Regions from separate parts of the Homo sapiens genome. Here region 2 is linked to region 1. A link is a loop called in an ENCODE intact Hi-C map of the cell type or tissue named here. Cell type or tissue: Calu3. All regions are shown on one strand.

Evidence for each region. Hi-C counts contacts between places; a loop is a spot of excess contacts. Peaks named below come from ENCODE experiments on the same cell type or tissue, not always from the same donor. Only the 100,000 strongest peaks of a DNase experiment are listed, where the experiment ranks them.
Region 2: a loop joins it to region 1, with 13 times the contacts of the local background. A loop is called at or near these places in 3 of 110 quality-filtered maps.

The regions. Positions count from the first base shown.
Region 1 is chr11:36,700,346-36,704,345 of GRCh38, forward strand. LOC107984326 (a long non-coding RNA gene) reads left to right here and starts at 2,580. Exons shown (of 4, transcript XR_001748187.1): 1 at 2,580-2,943. In Calu3, a CTCF peak has its summit at 2,466 (motif pointing right); a DNase peak (open chromatin) is centred at 2,466.
Region 2 is chr11:37,446,967-37,450,966 of GRCh38, forward strand. No RefSeq gene overlaps it. Among named protein-coding and RNA genes, the nearest start is that of LINC02760, 490 kb to the right of the region's middle. In Calu3, a CTCF peak has its summit at 2,392; a DNase peak (open chromatin) is centred at 2,395.

The DNA.
Region 1 (4,000 bases):
CTGGGGAATATGGCAGGAAGGGGTTGCTTTCATGGACAAAGGAGCCACATTGCTGAGGACAGCAGGGCAGGGCTTCCTGGCCAGGCCTTGGGTGTGTCCACCCTGCAAGCAAGAGCTGAGTCTGGCATCCTGAGGTATAACAGCCATAGACTTTACAGAGAGGCCCCAGCAGAATGCCCAGGGCACAAGGTCATGCCTCAGTAGTCTCCAGGGGCCAGCCCAGCCTAGGCCCTCTGCAGCAGATACCAACCTACCTCTCTAGGACTCCAGCCGGCTCCCTCCCTTCTGCCTCCTCAAGGTTGCATGAGCCACATCCTTTCTCCCATATCCAAGATGCATCGTAGGAGGAGCAAGGGAAGGGAGCTCAGTCTCTAAAACCCTGAGCATTTACCCAGGTCATTCAAGCAGAGATGTGATGATGCCCAGGAAGTCTAAATTACTAGGTCAGACAAATATCTATTTCTGTTGCCATCAACTGGGTGAAAGCCTGTGAAGAAGACCAGATCAATTACAGAAGAATAAAAAGGCTATTTATTTTTGTACTTCGGAGTGCAGTATAAGTGAATATTGATCCTGCTACAGTGTGTGGGTTTTTTCATGTTTCTTAAAATTCTTTTAGAAATGAACATTTCCTAGCCTTCTCTGTAAACTCCAAAGTTAGACTCCAGTTTATAAAGGCATCAGCAGGAAGCAGTGCCTCCCAAGGTGGAGGAAATATGGAAAAAAAGATCTTTCCTGGCCGATTCAGAAGAGCTGAGAGTGAGCATGAGAGAATTAGCATGAGTTTGACCAGAGCTGCTAGCAAGCAGATTCAAGCAAACAGATATACATATTCTTTTAAATCTCCTACTGTGCCTTCAAATGGTCATCCCAAATGTTTCATTTTACATTAAGTGCCAGCTTGCCTCTAGGGATGAGGATAAAAGACATTTTGAATTTAACTTCTTAATTAGGAAACACCAAAGCTGTCATTCATACTAGGAGAAAGAAGGAGACTTCATCTCCCACTGCAGATAATGAGACTTTCCAGATATTAATTGTATGTGTGTTTAGCTTTGAAATGTAGTATTTAAAGTTTCGAGAATTAGAAATAGCATAGATATAGAGGACCTGGCCAGGCCCTGTCATGCAGTAGGGTCATTAATAAATGGGGATAACCCTTAAAAAATAGAGTAATCAGATTTTTTGGGGGGGGGATAATAAATTCACTCTTCAGTCTTTAAGTACCACACACCAGCTCTAAGGTGAAGTTGTGAAGAAGTTACTAAGTGACTTATCAGAAGCATCCTGGTTGAAATGAGAGGGAAAGTTGCTACCATTTATTCTGTGCCAGGAACTTGAACATCTTTTCATGCAATACCACATTTAATCCTCTTGCTATTCTCATAAAGTAGAGAAATATGTATTGATTCTGGTTATAAGAAAACTGAGGCTCCAAGAGTTAAACTGACCTGTCCACATTACCAGCTGATGAGTGTGAGGGTTGGAATACAAACCTAGATCTGAGACCCATGCTCTTTGTGTAATACCACCCTGCTGCCTCATGGGAAAGGTGAGAAGATCTCACAAAGGGATTCCACAATTGTACTTTGTACTTCTCCTCCTTGGTAAAAACTGATATCCATGATAGATTTTTAAAAATGAAATATGTCCTCCCTCTTAGATGGCCAGCAACATGTTTGCTGGGGCCAGGTCTGTTTTATTACTTATCCAAAACACATGGCCCAATGCTTGGTACATTGTACGTGGTCAAGTTTTTCACTGACTGATTATAAGTGAGCATATGCTATTGGAATCTAGAAAGTAAACTAATGCAAATTTGGGGGAGATTGTTTTTTGCAGATACATAAGTTTACTGATATGTCTTTGATTCATTTCGAAAATTCTTTCCCTAAAGGTATCGATGGATTGTCAGACTCCTTGATATTTACACTAATCATAACTCCTACATGATTAATAAACAAGTAAAAAATGTTGAAGATCAGGCAGGTGAACTGCTGGAGTGATCACTGTTAGAGTTTCTGAGTTTCTGTTCTTTTCCAGGATAAGATTTGGTTCCTAATGGTTGGGCGTGGGCTCTGAAACTTGGAGAATCAGAAAGGGAATAGAACCTGTGATTTAGATTGCTGAGCCACACTTAAATGGCTGTCAGCTGAGATTCAGGAATGGCAGAGGCTGATTCAGCTGGAGTCATACAGCAGCTACTATTAATAACAAGACGAGCAGAGTGGGGAGAGAACTCAATGAATCGAACAAGAGGGGACAATGGGAGCTCAGGAGGGTAAACCCGATTACCCAGTTACTACTGTGTCTTGTGTCCATCTGGAAATAGGCCTTGTCTCTTCCCTACCAGCTGAATTCTCAGCTGAAAATGCAAAGGTCAAACACTTAGAGAAGCCTGTTTTAATGGGGGTGGATATTATTTCTGCCTCAGCCATTTTCAGCTGGAAACCACAAGATGGCAATGTTGCATCATTCCTTGCAAGACCTTTACCCATGGCTGTCCTGACTCCAGGTGAATTCAATCGCTAAGCAATAAATTGGGAGATGCAGGATCTTGTTGGTTTAACCAGCTAACATTATACTTGTATTTGGTACTACTGATTGTGTTTTCCTTGATAAAATGTAGCATACTCCAGGAAAAGTAATACATTTTCACCCCTTGTTAGAACACTCATGTAATTCAAGCAAATAACACAAACACAGTCTGAATTTCAGTCTTCTAGACCCGGTTTTCCCCAACATCAGACTAATTAGTTTTATTCCATCTAGCCAACACCTGCTTGAGAAGAACATTTAGTGTCATAAAACAAACCACCCACCAAGAAATAAGGAAACTGAGAAAAGCCCACACACCAACGTCATGTTGCCAAGCTCAGCTCTAAAACAAAGCCTTACAACACACCCTGGTGGATTCTCTTGGAGGAAACTCCATTTTCTAATGTAAGTTTCTGCATGAAAAAACTCTGTTCAGAGTCGTGAAATGCTCTTATGCAAATGATATTGTTGGAATCTTTTTCGTTTCTTTAGAAGTCAATTTCTGAGGACATGTTCAGGTTTAATTCTTTCAGCAGACCCTTGAGTCCTCTGTTTTTTAATTGTGTTTGAGAAAGAGACTAAAATGAAATTTTGGTGGTGTGATCAAACACCAAGGGATTTGGTGCCTTCCCGAGTATTACGGGCATAGATCAAATACTGAGTACCTTTCGATGGTTATTAAGGTGAGGTTACAAGTGTTATAATTGTTTGCCCTAGAAAAGGTTCAGGTGTGAATGAGTTGCTTTCATGGAGGAGATTAAGGGAAAGGATGCTGCTAGATCAGTGGTTCTCAAATTTTAGCAGGCATCAGGATCACTTGGATGACATATCAAACTACAGATTACTGGACTTCACCTCTAGAGTTTCTGATTCTATAGGTCTAGGGTAGGGCCCGGGGATTTGTGTTTCTGACAAGTTCACAGGTAATGGGGATGCAGCTGGTCTAGAAGTCATGCTTTTAGAACCCTGATGCTGGACCTGTTTTCTCTAAAGGACAGGTAACTGGGTGATTTTCATTTAGGTGCTTTGCAGAGAATGTTGAGAAATACTGACTCAATAGAATGAATGCTTGCTTTAGGATCTAGAGATGTGAATTCAAATATAGGCCCTATAACTTAGTTGCTAGATATGTGAGGCCAATGACTTAACTTCCCATAATCTCCATCTGTTGTCTAGAAAATAGGATTGTACTCAGATATCAGGATTTGAGTCCTGGCTTTGCTAATTACTATATGACTTTGTTCAAATTACTTAGCCACTCTGAGTCTGATTCCTTATGGGTAAGAATAGTACTTCTGAGTTGTTTTAGAAGTGAAATATTTGATATAAGGGCACCACACAAAGGATTTGTTGCTTCTTTCCTTTTCTTTGCTAGATTGATATATGCATGCATCTGAAATCACTTCATAAAATACAGAACACCATAGAAATGTTGGTTAATGTTTCACAGAGAAATTGCTTT
Region 2 (4,000 bases), 750 kb after region 1:
CTGTTAATCAATTATATCTTTAAAAAAATTACAACACTCATTCTACTTTTCTACAAATAATTCATAGTCATGGTACAATTGGCATCCCATAGCGATGTCTAGTAGTATGTACTTATTGTTGAATGTAAGAGAGCTTTAAAAATAACTAAAATGTACCATGAAAGTAAATTAGTAGAACCCTTGTTGTGATTCTGAATTCTTGATTGACTTTTATCGTCTTTGTTTGTTCATTCACCACAGGGAGAAGAGCCTACCATCACCCTGAAATTAACAATGTTCAACCCTATTAAATAACACTTAAAGAGTTATCAATTCTGAGTGTTACACTAATGCCATTTTCTGACTAAAATCTTAGAATTCATTTCCTTTGAAACTGAAAAGAATAATGATCTTCTCCTCTTATAATAATCTCAAATCTGCATTTACATAAGCAATCATTTTATTTTAGATTTTTAAGATTTTTTTTGGCTGCTATGTGATAAGATTATATCTTATAATTTTACCTGAAATGTAAAAAACCAATTGTAGTCTTTCTGATTCTACAATTTGGAGCTTATTATAGTTTAAGATTAATGAATTTATTTTATGTTTTCTTTAACTGTGTGTGGAAAGAAGAAAAACAAACAATATTTCTGTGATTGAATTCTAGCCCCAGCTATGCATGACTATATTGGGGAAGCTACTGGTTCACAGAATCTCTTATTGCTTCAAAATATTTTAACAATATTATGGAGCTTTAGAGAATGAATATGGGATCCATGGAGAATAGATGTACCTTTCAACAGACATAGATGTAAAAATGTAACAACAGCTAACATTTATTGAGTTCTTGCTCTATGCCAGGCATTGTTCAAAGTGCTTTATGCGCAGTCTGATCTAATTATACAACAGCTCATGCTAGGTTTTGGTGGGTATTGGAAACCCACTCTGGACTGTGTATTCTTGGGATTTTACTTCTACTTAACATCCTGAAGGAAGAGGCAGAGTGGGTTATCTATAACTGCCCTTATAAGCACTGGCAAGGAAAATGAAATCTTTCTGTCTTTCACATCATGCAGAGAACGTATAGGGAGAAGAGGTAACTAGATTGTTATTGAGAAAAACCTAACCTGTATTACCCAAGATGTTCTTATACATAAACATTGAATTTAAATGTGATGTTTATCTCTATTCTCTCTTTTGACTTTATTCAATAATTTTTCTAAAGAATATTGCAGTCATAAAATGGTAGCAATTCATATTCTGATTACAGTAGAGAGAAATTATAAATTTTTTTAAATGGAAGAATTATTACATGTGTTATGATACTTAATATTAAAGAAATATTACTTAGATATGAAAAATGCTCACAGCGTCAAAACATATTAACTATAAATACTAAGGGAAATGTCTAAAATGTAAACCACATGAATATTGAACAATATAAAATACTTGAACAATATAATATAATGTTCAATTATATTGAACAAGTATAATATAATATACTTGTTCAATATAAAATATATTGAACAATATAAAATACATACAAAAGTATGATACAAATAGAAGGATAACAAGAAAATTAGAATAGTTTTTATTTAAGGAACTTTGGGTAAATTGATTTCTTTAAGAATTTACTTAAAAAATTAAGATGTGAAGGAAGACTTATTTAAAACCAATAATATTTGTAAAGCAATTTGCTCTTTTCTATATTTACTAAAAGGAAGAAAAATTGTTTCAAACCAAAAGTAATTTTGAGTAAACAATACACAGTGGTTGTATTCATTTAAATATAAAATATGATATTTTCTGTGTCATCTGCCATAGTCCATCAATCAAACAAATTATCCTTGGAACTTCTAAGGCTATTAGCACTGAGGAACACATAGTTATTTCCTTACAATACTTTCAGCTTAAATTGGAATTTTTACTGCCCAGAGTACAATATAATCTAGAACATCTTTTTTTCCTAGCAAAAGCTCCTATTCAGTCTGAATTATCTCAGGATATAGTCATTGATTTCCTTAATCAATCCAGAACTGTCCATCTTCACTGGTTGTAGTCGTCTCTGGTTGCCTTATAATTGTATAAATACACCACCTTAGAACTTACATACATTTTATGAGAAAGTATGGTATTCTTCTAGGAAAACAAACTAGAACAAATAATATTCTGGCACAACTATGAGGCAAAGGAATATTTCTTAAAAAAAAAAAATAGCGAATCAAAGTTTGCTGCTCAAACATCACCTCAGGGAGTGGCTCAATTGGGACAGTAAACAGCCTGTGTTTCCAGCACCTCCACCCACAGTAGTTATGAAACATTTGGAAATCAACAGAGACTTGAAAGAGCCAAAAGTACGCAGTGCCCTATATATCTGCAGTTGCAAAAATGCTGCCCGAGTATTTGAGACTTTGGCAAATTTACCCTTCATTCCACAAGGTGGGGTTGTTTCAATATGAAAGAAAAGAGCAAGAGGCTCCAACTGAGACATGCTCTTGCCCTATTTCCAAATAAGAAAATATTATTATTTTGCTATTACAGAGGAAGAAAAGACAGACTTTTGTAAATCTATGAGAGAAATGTTCTTGGTACACTTTTTTGTTTTTCTTAATTCTAAACAATGCTTTATACAAACATAAATTTGAAAGGAAGATTCTGCTGCTTTATTCAATAATTAATATGAGTAACTAAACAATTTGCTAATTCAACAAATATTTATCTCTTCTGTACCAGGCAGTGCTCCATGGCCTGAATATAGAAAACTGAACGAATTAGTAAAAACAAACAAACAAACAAAAAACTACCACAACAAAACTGTTTGTGGAGCTTATATTCTATCAGAGCTATGGAAGGTATGGAAGGGGCTGCTGAGATGAAGATGGAACATACAAATATAATATATAAGCCCATATAATAGCATATTAGATAATAATACATTCTAGGTAGAAAACAAAAAGAATGGAGGATGCCCAGGCTGGGGGTGGGATTGGGTTAACAATTTAATAATCTGATCTCTGAGACGTCCCTGAAAAAGTAACGCAGTTTGTTAATGAATTAAATGTTGGTGTAAGAGAAATAAAGAATGAATGAGTTTCAGACTTATATTGTCAGATTTTTCCTGGTCCATAAAAAATACCCCTAGATAAAATTTAGGTTTTGGACCTTCTATGTCTTGCTCAGAGGCATTCTACTTGGTAGTTTTGTGATGCTGAGCAAGGTCCTAATGCAGTCTAGGTTTTGATTCCTTCATGGGCAAAATGTGGATAATATTGGTAACAAACATATAAATATAAGGATGAAATGAGTTAATATATGCTAAATGGTTATATCATGCCATTATATGCTATTATTTTTTCTTTAATTGCATTCTCAAAATCAGGATCTGCAACCCAAATCTCTCAATCTATTATTCTAAAATGCCTCTCTAATATGCTATAACGTATTAGAAAGTAAAAAGCAAAGTAAAAAGGAAGGAAAGCTGTTTAGACTGCATCTTCATAGCAGGAAACAAATTCTAAAGGGGGTGGAGTGGGGAGGTGTGGGGAAGAAATAAGAAGAAACAAATTGGTGGCATGAACGACTGATTCTACTTGTTTCTCTATCACTCAGAGTTGTCTTTTCCCCTAATTTCTTGATTAAGACTGACAAAGATTCCCATGAATCCTGATCTTGCTATCAATTAGGCAGCATCTCTGAGAACTCAGTTCCATACTTGACATGGCAATATTATGTGGCAGTCAGAAACTGATGTAAAGACTTTCTGGTGCTGCTGTGATAACAGCCCAAGCAGCAATAGGAGAGAGAGGATATGTTGAAACATGAAGTTGTTCTGTGGTTTGTGGGCCAAGAGTGGCAAGACTTCCTCATCACTACTCCCTGACCTTTCTTCTACCGAATATTGCTTTCACCACTTGTTAGTTTCACTAATAAGATTGATTTCTACTACTGAAACTGGCAAAGGTTCACGTGTTTCAAATTGAATAAATTGGAAGAGACACAGATTGAGTGCTGGTGAAAC